Linked DNA regions of Homo sapiens: region 2 is linked to region 1. Evidence: chromatin loops called from intact Hi-C (ENCODE). Cell type or tissue: tibial artery. All regions are shown on one strand.

Region 1 (8,000 bases):
TTTTTTTTGTGTGTACAAATCCAACTTTACCCCTCTACAGTTACCTAGTTTCCAATGATCATTTACAAATAATTCAACATTTGCCACATATTTGAAATGTCACCTTTAACATATACCTAATTACTACATGTATTTGGGTACATTCATGTATTTCCTATTCTGTTGCAATAATTTGTTCAAGTCTACTGTCTGCTTGTTTCTTGAGAGAAGAGTTTTGAAATCTCTGCTATAATTATGAATTTGTCCATTTCTCTTTTTTTGTTCCATCAGTTTTTGCTTCATGTATTTTGGAGTTTTTTTGACTAAATGCATAAACGTTTGGGATTGTTATGTACTGTTAATTGATCCTATTGTTACAAAATGACATTCTTTGTCCCTGTTAATATTCTTAGCTCTCAAATCTACTTTGATAGTGGTATATCTACTCCAGCTTAGTATTTTTTAATTTTTCAGACTGGGTCTTGCTCTGTCACCCAGGCTCGAGCCCAGTGGTGCAATCACAGCTCACTGCAGCCTCGACCTCTGGGCTCAAGTGATCCTCTCACCTCACCCTTCGGAGTAGCTGGAACCACAGGCACACACCACCATGCCTGGCTAATTTTTTGATTTTTTATAAAGACGAGGTCTCCCTGTGTTGCCAGGCTGGTCTTAAACTGGGCTCCTGCCTCAGCCTCCCAAAGTGTTAGGTTTACAGGCGTGAGCCACAGCACCTGGTCTACTTCAGCTTTTTAAAATTAGCATTAGCATGGTATATCTTTTTCTTTTTTTTTGTTTTGCTTTTAACCTATTTATATTTTAATATAACCTTATTTATTATAATTTAAATATGACCTTTGTAATTTAAATATAACCTTTATAGTTAAAATGGGCATCATATAGTTGGGTGTTTTTTTAATTCAGCCTGAAGATCTCTGTTTATTGGGATGTTTAGACCATTTACACATTTTATATAATTTATTGAGTAAAAATCACATAATATGAAAGTAATCATTTTAAAGTGAACAATTCAGTGGCATTTAGTACATTCACAGTGTTGTGCAATAGCCACTTCTAATTCCAAAACACTTCGATCATTCCAAAGGAAAACCTCTTACCAATTAAGCACTTTCTCCCCCATTCTCCCCTTCCTCTATTCCCTAGTAACCACTAATCTGTGTTCTTTCTCTATGGATTTATTTATTTTAGGTATTTCATATAAATTGAATCATGCAATATGTAACCTTTTGTATCTACTTTCTTTAGCATAATGTTTTGCAGCTTCATCCATGTTGTGGCGTTATGCATACTCCATTCTTTTTTATGGCTGAATAATATTCCATTGCATGAATTACCACACTGGTAATTTTGTCTATTTGGTAACTTTCATCTATTTGGTAACCTGGTAACTTTATTCATCTGTTGATGGACATCTGGGTTATTTCCACCTTGTGGCTATTGTAAATAGTGCTGCTATGAACATGTGTGTGCATGGTCTTGTATTCAGTTCTTTTGGGTATATACCTAGGGGTAGAATTATTAAGTCATACGGTAATTCAATGTTTAGCTTTCTGAGGAACTGCCAAATTGTTTTCTACAGTGGCTGAACTATTTTACATTCCCACCAGCAATGTATCAGTTTTCCAATATCTTCACATCCTCACTAACACCCAGTTTCCTTTTTTTGATTATTGCCATTCTAGTAGATGTGAAGTGGTACCTTATTGTGGTTTTCATTTACATTTCACTAATGACTAATAAGGTCAAACATCTTTTCATATGCTTACTGGTCATTTGTATATCTTCTTTGGCTAGATGTCTACTCATGTCTTTTACCCAAAGTCTAATTTTGTTGTTTGTCTTTTCATTGTTGAGTCATAAAGAGATCTTAATATGTATTAGATAATAGACCTTTATCCTATACCTAATTTGCAAATATTTTCCTCCATCTTTAGGCTATCTTTTTACTGTCTTCATAATGTCCTGTGATGCATCACAGTTTCTAATGTTTATGAAGTGCAGTTTAACAAATGAGATGTGAGCAAAAGGGATGAGTGTAATTTCTGGACTGCAACCCTAGAAAGCACTGTGCCTGCTTCCTCTGCCCTCTCCTGCCCTATTGGCTGGGAGATGCTGAGAGTTTTAACATCCCCCTTTGCCCCAAAGATGGATACTACTCACTATGGAAGGCAGAGCTATCCCACCAGCCCTGGACTGCTCAGCCCTAGATTCTTACACGAGGTACAAATAAATATATGGTATTCAGGTCATTGAATATGTATTTTGGGGTCTTTACTATATCAGCTTAACCTATACTCTAATTTTACAACTCCAGTGTGCCATACAAATAGTACCATTTTCTGGTTGTGCCATGATGAAGGCTGGGAAGCACTATGACCTGGACCATTTGTTCTTGGTCCCTTTTGCTGACCCTTCCTTCTCACTGCCATCAAGAGGGCAATCCTTTCCTCCACACCATCCAGGTAATTAGCTTATAGTGGTCCCAAAGATAAAGGTCGAATACCCCAGCTCTTGCAGAAAATTTGAGCATATGTTGGCCATAGGAAGCCATTGCCTTGCCTTGGGTAGCACCTGGGATAAAGGTTGGTGAGCCCTGGTGCTGGAAATCCCCAAATATGGCCCCTTCCAGGGGCCCGACACCCATGAAAGACTGTACTTGCATCATGGGTTGTCCTGACATAGAGTTCCCTCTCCCTTCCTAGCTGGGAGTCAGGAGTTCCACCTCCTCCAAAGACAGACATTTTCATTGTTGTTCCCTCAAGTCCTCACGGTCACTTTCTCCTGCTCTGGCTGGCTTGGGACAAAACTGAACCTCCCAGTTTATCTTCCAGCCTCTGAGCTCCGTTATGATACAGTGAGCTGCCAAAATTAAGGTGAACTGCAGATCTAACTTCTTTGCTTGTCGGTCCCCTTGGACATGCATCCTCAGAGCGCTCCTCTCCCAGGAGGAGCCTCCCACCCCTGGGGCTTCCTCACAGCAGCACCTTCGAGCTGAGGTGGTGGGCAGGAGCTCCTTGGAACCCTCCCTTCCTCCATCCGAAGAGCTTGTTCCTTTCCACCTCTGACTTCGGTGTCCTCTGCTCCTCCTCTCCCGGCATCGCCCCTTCCCTGTGCAGGGGCAGCGATTGGGGCCTCAGCCTTAGTTCTTCCAGCTGGACCCTGGGATGGTGCGGGGCTGTGGCTCTGGGAAGTATCTTGGCCTGCACGCGGTTTACATCATTGGGAGCACAGGCCTCGCCCTCCGAACTACGAGGCCCAGAGCCCTTCGCGCCGAGCGTTTCCCGCCTTTCCCCTGTCTCAAGTCATTGCCCAGAGGCCACTGCGGGCCGTTCCTGCCTGTCCGTGGAGCTGCGGCCCCCGTGTTCCCAGGGTGAACGAGCACGTGCGAGGCGGTGGTGCTTGTATCCGGGATAACCAGGTAGGGCGGCTGCATGCTTCATAGAGGCCAGCCTGTGCCGACCGGGAGCTGTAGGACGGTCTGTGTCTGGGGCTGCTTATGGGTATTCGCGTGCGTCTGCCGGTGCGCGGTCCGAGCCTACTCACGAGAGCGTGTGTGTGTCTTCTGTCTCGTGTTGCTATGAGGTTTGCATCTGTGTGGCTGGAATAGCTTGTTTGTGGGGGCCCGCGCGTGACCTGTGTGTGCGTTACTGTGTGTGTCTCAGGCAGGATAGTGACGGGCCGTGTGACTGTGACGCCATCATCAGGTTGGTGAGATGGCGTGACCGCGTGCTGCCTATCAGTCTCCTGTATGTTCCTCCACCATCTATCTTGATATTCAGCCTGTGATAGTCTTTGGTCAGCTTCCATGCCTGGGAGGCTTTTTTGGCCAGCCACGCCCGGCTGTTAAATTGTGACAAAGTGGTATAAAGCACTGCTTGCACAGGGTCATGGATTAAAAGGGTAACGTCTGGGCCAGGCGCGGTGGCTCACGCCTGTAATCCCATCACTTTAGGAGGCCGAGGCAGGCGGATCACGAGGTCAAGAGTTTGAGACCAGCATGGCCAACATGCTGAAACCCCGTCTCTACTAAGAATACAAAAATTAGCCGGGCGTGGTGTCGGGCGCCTGTAGTCCCAGCTACTTGGGAGGCTGAGGCAGGAGAATGGCGTGAACCCAGGAGGCGGAGCTTGCAGTGAGCCGAGATCGCGCCACTGCACTCCAGCCTGGGGGACAGAGCAAGACTCTGTCCCGGAAAAAAAGAAAAAAAAAAGGTAACGTCTTCCAACAAGGGATGTGGTATTACTTTTGCTGGATCACATGTCTTATCTACCTTTTTGGAGATAATTTGTATGTAAGTAACACATACATAAGTATTATTTCTTTTTACAATAGGCCACCTTGTATTATTTTTAACCTCTCCCTCATAGCATCACTCCCTCTGTTCCTCTCTTCCTGCAGAGGTAACTACTATAATGGATTAGAAAAGTATCCTTCCCGTATATTTCCTTAGAATTTTAGTGCATATATCCCTAAACAATATTTTCTGGATTTCATTAATGCCGAAGTGTAAATTTTAACATTCGGATATCAGAATACATCTTACGGTTGCTAAAGTGTCGTATTTTAATGATGTATTTCTTACTTGCACATGAAATAATAGTGTGTCAATAATTGATAACATCTTAGCATCCTTGAAATATAGTATTACTGTTTTGCCTGATTTTGAAATGTATTTAAGTATTATATAATATATATTCTTCTACAGCTTGCTTTTTACCTTCAACATATTTGTGCAATTTATTTGTGCTTGATATTTATAGCTTTGTTTATAAAACAATGGTAATTGTTTTATAAATAATCTATTTTCATTCTCCTGTTGGTAGATACTACAGTGTCGCTATAACACTGCTGTTAATGTGTGAAAGAGGTTTTATTGGTTCATACCTAGAAGTGAATTTTTTGGGAGTTGGCGGTATAGTTGTCCTCAGCCTCACTAATATTGTTAGTTAACATTCCCACTATTAATGTATGAGTTCATTTTTCCATTTGATTCTTTCCTTCACCAATCCCTATTGTCAGGTGTTTTTTCCAAAGACTAATTTTTTTAGAGCAATTTTAGGTTCACAACAAAATTAGGCAGAAAGTACAGAGATTTTCCATATGCCTTCCCCCAAAACCTGGATGGCCTCCCCCATTCTCAACACCTCCCATCAGTGTGGTATATTTGTTATAACTGATGAATCTACATTGATACATTGTTATCACTCAAAGTCCATAGGGTTCACTGTTGGTGTTGTACAGTCCATACAGCATAAACCTGTAGCATAGAAGTTTTGGCATGCTCCCTGGGGCGAACCACAAGTCAAAGGGTGAAGTGGGAGAGGGAAGAAAAAACTGAACCTGTCATAATCCCTATCACTCAGTGTTTTTAAGATAATCCTTTCCCCAAATTGTACTTTCATCTACACAAAACTATGCAGGGTCAATTCATGAGACTCACCACTTGCTCTACAGTATGATTTCCAATCTTTTAGTCAAAGGAAGCACAGGTCTCTGAGTCTGTTGAAGAGATTCAAATCCTAAACACAACTCAGCCTGGTTGTGGCCCTGGTCATTTTAATTTTTATATTCTGTCTCTCTTAAATAGAGACAAGGTCTCTCCCTCTCTTTTATTTTATATATATATGTATACATATTTTTATTATACTTTAAGTTTTAGGGTACATGTGCACAACGTGCAGGTTTGTTACATATGTATACATGTGCCATGTTGGTGTGCTGCACCCATTAACTCATCATTTAGCATTAGGTATACCTCCTAATGCTATCCCTCCCCTCTCCCCCCACCCCACAACAGTCCCCGGTGTGTGATGTTCCCCTTCCTGTGTATGTTACATATGTATACATGTGCCATGTTGGTGTGCTGCACCCATTAACTCATCATTTATATTAGGTATATCTCCCAATGCTATCCCTCCCCCATCCCCCCACCCCACAACAGGCCCCAGTGTGTGATGTTCCCCTGCCTGTGTCCAAGTGTTCTCGTCGTTCAAGTCTCACCTATGAGTGAGAACATGCAGTGTTTGGTTTTTTGTCCTTGCGATAGTTTGCTGAGAATGATGGTTTTCAGCTTCATCCATGTCCCTACAAAGGACATGAACTCATTTTTAATGGCTGCATAGTATTCCATGGTGTATATGTGCCACATTTTCTTAATCCAGTCTATCATTGTTGGACATTTGGGTTGCTTCCAAGTCTTTGCTATTGTGAGTAGTGCCGCAATAAACATATGTGTGCATGTGTCTTTATACCAGCATGATTTATATTCCTTTGGGTATATACCCAGTAATGGGATGGCTGGGTCAAATGGTATTTCTAGTTCTAGATCCCTGAGGAATCGCCACACTGTCTTCTACAATGGTTGAACTAGTTTACAGTCCCACAAAGAGTGTAAAAGTGTTCCAATTTCTCTACATCTTCTCCAGCACCTGTTGTTTCCTGACTTTTTAATGATTGCCATTCTAACTGGTGTGAGATGATATCTCATTGTGGTTTTGATTTGCATTTCTCTGATGGCCAGTGATGATGAGCATTTTTTCATGTGTCTGTTCGCTGCATAAATGTCTTCTTTGGAGAAGTGTCTGTTCATATCCTTTGCCCACTTTTTGATGGGGTTGTTTTTTTCTTGTAAATTTGTTTGAGTTCGTTGTAGATTCTGGATATTAGCCCTTTGTCAGATGAGTAGATTGCAAAAATTTTCTCCCATTCTGTAGGTTGTCTGTTCACTCTGGTGGTAGTTTCTTTTGCTGTGCAGAAGCTCTTTAGTTTAATTAGATCCCATTTGTCAATTTTGGCTTTTGTTGCCATTGCTTGTGGTGTTTTAGACATGAAGTCCTTGCCCATGCCTATGTCCTGAATGGTATTGACTAGGTTTTCTTCTAGGGTTTTTATGGTTTTAGGTCTAACATTTAAGTCTTTAATCCATCTTCTCCCTCTCTTTTAAATAGAAACAGGGTCTCACTCTCTTGTCCAGGCTGGAGCACAGTGGCATGACCATAGCTCACTGCAGCCTCGAACTCAAAGAACTCCCAGCCTCTACTGATCCTTCCACCTCAGCCTCCCAAGTAGCTGCACCACCATGTCCAGCTATTTTTTTTTTTTTTTAACTTGTAGAGACAGGGTTGTGACTTGTTGTTCAGGCTGGTCTTAAACTCCTGAGCTCAAGCAATCTTCCCACCTTGGCCTTTCAAAGTGCTGGGAATACGAGTGTGAGCCACCGCGCTGGGACTCATTTAATTTTATAAAGAACATATATTCTACCACCCTATTCTACTGTCAGAATTTTATTAAAATTACCTGTGTTCTTTTCATACCATAGATTAGACCTAAAATGGATTCCCACTTCACCCCCTACTGCTGCTTTGATTCCTGTTTCCCTGCACATACAGTGGGCCACACCTGCAAAAATCACAAGGCTGACTTCAGGAATCAGTTTTGATCTTCGCTGTTGTACCTTAAAATTTTTTTTAACTTTTATTTTAGATTCAGGGAGTACATGTACAGGTTTGTTACATGGATATATTGCATGATACTGAGGTTTGGGGTACAAATGATCCTGTCACCCAGATGGTGAGCATGGTACCCACTAGGTAGTTTTTTAGCCCTTACCCCACTCCATCCCTCCCCCCAGTAGTCCCCATTGTCTATTGTTCCCATCTTTATGTCCATGTGTACCCATGTAGTACCCTTATTAACTGTGTTGTGGAGCTTACACATGAGAAAGGCACTTTCTTGGATTCGTGTACATGGCTCAAGAGAAAATGGTTAGAACTGATAGAGACCCTGCCAGGCCGGTAGCTCATGCCTGTAATCCCAGCACTTTGGGAGGGCGAAGGCGGGTTAATCACTTGAGGTCGGGAGTTTGAGAACTGATAGAGACCTTAATTACCTGGTCGCTGTTTTTTCAACTGGGATTCCAGGAAGGAATCTCTGGTTAGATCCCACAGTATTCACAACTGATCCTTCCTGCTGTTGACTGATGGGAGCAAAGCTCCACCCAGATT
Region 2 (8,000 bases), 50 kb after region 1:
GTAAAGTTAGTTGTTTATTTGAGATCTTTCTTCTTTTATCAGGTAAGAGCTTATCCATATGAATTTACCTCTCAGTTCTGCTTTTGCTGCAACTTATAAGTTTTGGTATGTTGTGTTTTTGTTTGCCTCAAGGTATTTTCTAATTTCATTTTTTATTTCTCGTTTGACCCAATGGTTATTCAAGATTATGTTCATTTCAATATACTTCTGGATTTCTTGGTTTTCCTTGTTATATTGATTTCTAGTTTCATTCTACTGTGGTCAGAAAATATATTTGGTATGATTTAGATATTTTAAAATTTTTTAACATTTGTTTTGTGATCTAATATATGATGCATTATGGAGAAATGTCCATGTGTACTGGAGAAGAATATGTATTCTACAGCTGTTGGGTATAAAGTTGTGTAGATGGCCAGGCACGGTGGCTCATGCCTGTAATCCCAGCACTTTGGGAGGCTGAGGCAGGCAGATCACCTGAGGTCAGGAGTTCGAGACCAGCCTGGATAACATGTTGAAACCCTGTCTCTGCTAAAAATACAAAAATTAGCTGGGCATGGTGGTGGACACCTGTAATCTCAGCTACTCGGGAGGCTGAGGCAGGAGAATCACTTGAACCCGGGAGGCGGAGGTTGCAGTGAGCCGAGATCGTGCCACTGCACTCCAGCCTGGGTGACAGAGCAAGACCCCATCTGAAAAAAAAAAAAAAAAAAAAGTTCTGTATATGTCTCTCAGATCCATTAGGTCTACAGTGTTATTCAAGTCAAATGTTTCCTTATTGATTTGTCAGGAAGTTCTGTCCATTATTAATGGACAGAAAGTGGGGTATTAAAGTCTCCTATTATATTGTATTGCTGTATATTTCTCCCTTCAATTTTGCCAGTGTTTCTTTTACATATTAGATGTCCTGGTGTTGGGTGCATATATATTTATAATCATTCTATCTTCCCAGTGGGTTGACCTATTATCATTATAAAATGTCCTTCCTTGTCTCTTGTGACAGTTTTTTACTTAAATCCTATTTTATCTGACATATGTATAGCTACCCCGCTGTCTTTTGGTTACCATTTGCATGGATCATCTTTTTCCATCCCGCACCTTCAGCCTATGTGTGCCGTTAAGATCTGAAGTGAGCTTTTTGTAGACAGCATATAGTTGGGTCTTGTTTATATATCCATTCAGCCACTCTGTTTCTTGATTGGGGAGTTTAATGTGCGTTTCCTGTAATTATTGCTAGGGAAGAATTTACTATTGCTATTTTGTTAGTTGCTTTATGTTAGTCTTCTTCCTTCATCTCTTCTCTCTTGCAGTCTCCCTTTGTGTTTTGTTAGTTTTTTGTATTGATATGCTTTGACTTCTTTCTCTTTTGTGTAGCCTCTATGGGTAATTTCTGGCATATGTAGTTAGTTTGGGGCTTACATAAAATATAGATGTAACAGTCTATTTTGAGCTGGTAACAAACTTAAGTTTAATCACATACAAAAACTCTTCATTTTAAATTCTCCTGCCCACATTTGGTTATAACTGTCACAATTCACATCTATTCACAGTGTATCTTTTAACATATTTCATATCTATTTTTAATACTTTTGTCTTTTAACTTTCATAGTAGAATTAAAAGTTATTTACCCACCACCATTATGGTAATGCAGTATTCTGTATTTACATATATATTTACCTCTATCAATGAGTTTCATACTTTTCTATACTGTCTTTTTGCTGTTTGGTGTTTTTTCATTTCTATTTGAAAACTCCCTTTAGCATTTTTTATAAGGCAGGTCTAGTGGTGATGCTTTGGTTTGGGAAAGTCTTTCTCTCATCATCATTTTTAAAGGATAGTTTTGCCAAGTATAGTATTCCGGGTTGGCAGAGATTTTTTTGTTATTGTTGTTTGTTTTGTCTGTTTGATCTTTCAGCTCTTTGAATATATCATTCTACTCTGTTCTCGCCTGCAAAGTTTCTGCTGAAAAAAATCCCTTAATAGTCCTATAGATGTTCCCTTGTATGTGACAAGTTGCTTTTCTCTTGCTGCTTTCAAAATTCTGTGTTTGACTTTTGACAATTTGCTATAATGCATCTTGGTATGGGTTTGTTTCATTTTATTTTGTGTCCTTTGTGCTTCCTGAATCTGGATGTTCGTTTCCTTCCCCAGCTTTGGGGAGTTTTCAGCCATTACTTTTAAAATAAGCTTTCTGGTCCTTTTTCTCTATTTTCTCCTGAGATTCCCATAATGCATATATTAGTCTGCTTGATGGTATTCTATAACCCACTTAAGCCTTCTTCACTCTTTTTCATTATTTTTTATTATCACTCCCCTGACTGAATTATTTCTAATGGCTTGTCTTCCAGTTTGCTAATCCTTTCTTCTGCTTTATTTAGTCTGATGTTGAATCCTTCTAGTGAATTTTTCAGCCAATTCTCTGGAGAGCCCACAAAGAAAAGATGGCGTACTGGTTGCACAAACCAACCCCTTCTCTCCCCTGGATGAGTTAGGGCATCTCTTCCTGACTGTCTGGTACTGTACCAGGGGCAGTATCTCCAGCAACAGGGTATCCTGAATCTCCCTACTAGCTTCACTAGTCTTGTTTCATGTTCTCTCAGGATGCAACAGCCTTTACAATTAGTTTCTGATTTCTCACAAACAGAATTTGTCTGTGAATTGTTGCTGAATTAGTATTTTGGGAAGGTGAGGAAGGGTCCAAGTCTTCCTACACCACCATCTTGCTGATGTCACCCCCCACTCCTTCATTTTGAAGGGGTATTTTTGCTTGGTGTGAAATCCTGGATTGACAGTTTTTCTGCACTTTAAAAATGATTCTCCCTTGTCTTCTTGCTTGCATGGTCTCTGATAATAGATCTGCTATATGTAATTCTTATTCTTGTTCCTCAATAGACAATTTTTTTCTTGTTATCTTCAAGATTTTCCTTTTATTTTTAGTTTCCAGCAGTTTAAATATAATATGTGTAGATGTGTTTTAAAATTTTGTTTTGGTATTTATCTCTGAGCTTCTTGGACCTATGGTTTCGTGTCACTAACTTGGAAAATTCTCAGCCATCATTTATTTAAATACTTTTCTTCCATCTCTGCTCCAATTACCCATCAGGTCCATTTCATATAAGTCATAGTTATCTTAAATTCCTGTTGGGTTGTTGCAATACCTATGTCATAACTAAGTCAGTTATGATTATTGCTTTGTCTCTTTGAAGTATGTTTTTTCTTTTTCTTCTTGCCTTTTTATATGCCTCATAATCTTCATTGAAGGCTGTACATCTTGGATAGTACAGTAGATATGAAGGTTAAGAAGTTTTTACACTTAAACATGAGTATGTCTTTTCTTCTGCTAGGTTTTTAACATGGGGGGTTATGCTGGTCTATTCAATAGCTGGACAGGGTTTGAGGTTTGTCATTGCTGTGGTTACACTGAGTGTACCCCAGGCTTCAATAATATCCTCTAATAATATCTGTGTTTAAGGTAAGGGTTGATTTCCCATGGTTGTTTTCTCAATGCATGTTTCTCCCTTAGTTTTGGGTGTTCCATTTGTGCTGCTCCCCAGAGAGAATCTCTCTTGCAGGCTTCCTAGCTGTACTCTACTATTGCTTCTATTTGATTCTTGTTATCTTGGTGGGGGTTGAGTAGACGGAGGGATAGCATTCTCTTATGATCTCACTAAGCCTCAGTCTTAGGCAGACACCATATCCCTAAGTCTTGGGGATGTGGCCTTCACAAGTGCTCTTGCCGCTCTGCCAGCTGTAGTGCTAGTCCTAGAGCATATTCCTCCCCTACTCCCAGAGATATTACTTTTTTTCAGGTCCCTTTCCTAAACTGCAATAGCTTTCTACAAGTCTCCTAAGGCAACTGTTTTTGCTGCTCTTCATTATGCAGTGATAGGGAAGATGGGTTTGGGCTGCTGTTGCCCTCCCCCAGCTAACACCACAAGGAAAGGCTTCTCAGGATTCACTCCCATCTTCCCTATGAGTGCCTGTTGGGATTCCCAGAGGAAAAGCCTACAAGAGACTGCAACCCCCACCTCCCTAATTTTGCAAGTCCCCCAGTGGTTTCACACTTTCATTAGCTGACATTCACACTTTAAAAATTTGTTTAAAAACTTGATAGCTGTATTTTCTTACTGGCTTATATGGTGTCTGGCAGAGTCCATCCCAGGTAAGTAAAGCTTGAGTCCTGTTTCTCTCAGCTGGCATCTTTCTTTCCCCAGATTTAAGATTACTTGGTTGCCCTGTGACCTCAGTTCTCTGAAGGGTCCTAGAAAAATTATTTTGTAGTTTGTCCATTTCCTTGTTGTACGGTAGAAGTTTGTAGTTTCCTTGTTGTAATGATTGAAGCAAAGTTCTTTCCAGCTGTTTACATCCCTAAGGAGAAACCCAAAGTCCCCTCATTACAATAAACTTTTGAGAAGTCCTTCAGTTTATTTTGTCATGGGGCTCAAAAATACCTTGCAAATAAAGTTAGGATTAGGATAACAGTTTAAAGTCAAGTAAATTAGCTAGGATGGAGTGGGAGTGGGAAAGCATTACAAGCAAAGCAGTAGCAATTGGTAAGGCCTCAGAAAAGACGGAATTCAGTATACTGGAGGAACTCAACTTTAAGCTAATTGAGGAAATACTTTAGAAATAAATTCACAAACTAAATGTTATATTCATAACAAATGTTATTTTTCTTTCCACTGCAAAGAACTTACTTCCAGCCATATCAATTTGTTTAGTTTCTGGACTATCATGCATGATTCCCTCCTGAAATGAGCTCTGATACAGTTAAAATGCTTACAGCAACTGCCATATCTACATAATAATATATATTTTTTAACACTCCACTTGCTTGAATCCACGTTTTGCCAAAAACCTAAAACTCATTGAAAGCTCTACACCTGGCAGCATCTCTCAAGGCAGAAATTCTCTAGTTAGCGTGAACTAACTCACAGACTGGGGATATGGCTCTGTGGTGGACAACAGTATTTTCTCCCCCACCCCCAACTCTTTCCTAGTCTTCTCTCCACTATTTCCATGTGTCCCCGGATTCCAGGTCCTACCACACCACTTTGCAACACATGTTTAAATCACAAGGGAAAAGGGCCAATGACACATGAAAGAAGGATATAAGGGCTGGACCCACTTATATAAGGGCACCCACTGATGGCTGGAAGAACAGCATTAAACTCTGTGGGTACCGCTCTATCTGGGATCTAAAGTTGCCAAAGCCAGTTGCAACTACAGGAATCAAAAATTTAATTTCTCAAAAGCTTCTTTACTTTGTTTTCTCTTTAATTTGGTTGGCATGTTTGAAAACATTTTTATTCTACTCTCATACTCAAATAATAATTTGGCTAACTGTAGGCTTCTCAGAAAAACAGTTTTTCCTTAGAAATTTAAAGCAATGTGACTTCACTTTGTGGCTCCAGTGACTTCTAGTGTTGCTGTACATTGACATTCTACTTCTAGATCATTCCAACTTTTTTTTTCCTCTGTAGAAAGTTTTTGGCCTTTCTTCTCTCTTATTGGTTTCCGATAGTTGGTGTGGGTTTTTCTCATTAATCGCACTGAGCTTTTGGTCAGTATATATCACGGACATACGGTCATTTCAATCCGTATATTTATTGTTCTCTTCTAGGAAATTTTCTTGCACGTTTTTGTTTTCATTTTCTCTACTTTCTCTTACGTATAATTCCTAAGAATAGGATGATCTATCCCTTAAACTGATCATCTAAGTGTCTTATATTTTATCTCTTAACATTTCTACTTCTCTCTTAGGGCCCGTATGTTTGAGAAGGAAGCTCCCACTTATGTTAGTTAAACATTAAGTCACAGAGCTCTCCATTAAGAAAACTTTTTCTTTAGACAGGGAGTTGAAGCTTCATAAAACAGTTTAACTGCCTCCTACTTTCCTTCCCTCTAGTTCACTCTAAACATACTTGTATGTATACATTCTAGAAATTTTCTTCCAAAATTTATTACTTTTAAAAACTCGAGGCCAGGCACAGTGGCTCACACCTGTAATCCCAGCACTTTGGGAGGCTGAGGTGGGCGGATCACAAGGTCAGGAGTTCGAGATTGGCCTCGCCAACATAGTGAAACCTCACCTCTCCTAAAAATACAAAAAATTAGCTGGGCATGGTGGCAGGCGCCTGTAATCCTAGCTACTCAGGAGGCTGAGGCAGGAGAATCGCTTGAACCCAGGAGGCGGAGGTTGCAGTGAGTCTAGATCGCGCCATTGCACTCCAGCCTGGGCAACAGAGGGAGACACCGTCTCAAAAAAAAAAAAACAAAAAACAAAAAACACAAAACTCAAACTACAAAAATGTTGGAAGATCAGTACAAAGAATACTTCTAAAACCCTTAATCTATATTCAGCATTGCCACATTTTTCTACCTCTCTTTCCTTCTCTAAAAACATATACACAAACTTCACGTTAACTCTTTCAGAATGTACCTCCAAAAACTAAGAAGCCTCCTACATAAACACAATGCCATTATCACACCAAAGATATTAAACATTCGTACAATAAAATATATTATCTCTATACTTCCCTAGTTGTCGCAACAATATCCTTTAAAACCAATTTTAAAATAAATTGAGGATTTAATCGAGAATTCTATACTTATAAAATGCATCTTAAGTAACACTCCCCTGTTTAAACTTCTTTTTTTCCCCTTGCCCAAAATTTACTGGCTTATGGTAACAGAGAAACTGAGGTATGTGGAAATATGAAAGAAAAAGAGAGTGATGGAATGTGGAATTGGTATATAATGTTTAAGAATAAACAAAATAACCATGGAATACTATGCAACCATAAAAAGGATAAGTTCATGTCCTTTGTAGGGACATGGATGAAGCTGGAAACCATCATTCTGAGCAAACTATCGCAAGGACAGAAAACCAAACACCACATGTTCTCACTCATGGATGGGAACTGAACAATGAGAACACTTGGACACAGGATGGGGAACATCACACACTGGGGCCTGTCATGGGGTTGGGGGAGGGGGGAGGGATAGCATTAGGAGATATACCTAATGTGAATGACGAGTTAATGGGTGCAGCACACGAACATGGGACATGTATACATATGTAACAAACCTGCATGTTGTGCACATGTACCCTAGAACTTAAAGTATTAAAAAAAAGAATAAACAAAATAAAACTGGAAAATCTTAGATATTTTTATATTCTTTTTTTTTGGAGACAGAGTCTCGCTCTGTTGCCCAAGCTGGAGGAGCGCATGGCTCGCTGCAGGCTTCATCTCCGAGATTCAAGTGATTCTCCCATCTCAGCCTCCCAAGTAGCTGGGACCACAGGCATGCACAACCATGCCTGGTTAATTTTGATATTTTTGGTAAAGATGGGGTTTTGCCATGTTGCCCAGGCTGGTCTTGAACACTTGGGCTCAAGTGATCTGCCCACCTTGGCCTCCCAAAGTGCTAGGATTATAGGCCTGAGCCACCATGCCCAGCCTGATATTTTTATATTCTTTATGGAGTCCTTTTTAAAAAGTGTATTTTATTTTAGATTCAAGGGGTACATGTGCTTGTTTGTTACATGAGTATTACCTTAAATTACTTCAATGACAACTTTTATAATTTTGTTTCTGAATACCTCATTAGCTTCATCTTTCACTCCTTGAAAGTAAACTCCAGCCATACATAATTACATACCTTTCTTAAAATATACAAAGCATTGCTCCTTAACAGTTACTGTATATTACGTTTCCATGCCTAAAAACTATCTCTTGATTGCTGATCATCAGTTCCTTCTTGCCTTTGACCAATACCTTCTTGTTCTTAAAGAGATCAGATTAAGAACAACTTTATCATTTGATTGGGATATCCGTCTATGTAGATCTATTTGTACTTCTGTATCTCATGAGCTTAACCATCTTGTGGCATTTATCACTCTGCCAGTGCACCCACTGATTTATCTAAGTAGGACTGTGAACCACTTATGGCAGGGACTGGTCATATGGTTTGATGTTTCATGGCCCAGCACAACCTA

Evidence for each region. A loop is a pair of places that touch in the nucleus more often than their neighbours do. Peaks named below come from ENCODE experiments on the same cell type or tissue, not always from the same donor. Only the 100,000 strongest peaks of a DNase experiment are listed, where the experiment ranks them.
Region 2: a loop joins it to region 1, with 2.2 times the contacts of the local background. A loop is called at or near these places in 3 of 110 quality-filtered maps.

Annotation. Positions count from the first base shown.
Region 1 is chr19:37,400,240-37,408,239 of GRCh38, forward strand. No RefSeq gene overlaps it. Among named protein-coding and RNA genes, the nearest start is that of ZNF527, 33 kb to the left of the region's middle. In tibial artery, no CTCF peak of the experiment used is centred here; a DNase peak (open chromatin) is centred at 3,579.
Region 2 is chr19:37,450,708-37,458,707 of GRCh38, forward strand. The region is part of intron 2 of ZNF569 (zinc finger protein 569); the gene reads right to left. Among named protein-coding and RNA genes, the nearest start is that of ZNF569, 13 kb to the right of the region's middle. In tibial artery, no CTCF peak of the experiment used is centred here; no DNase peak of the experiment used is centred here.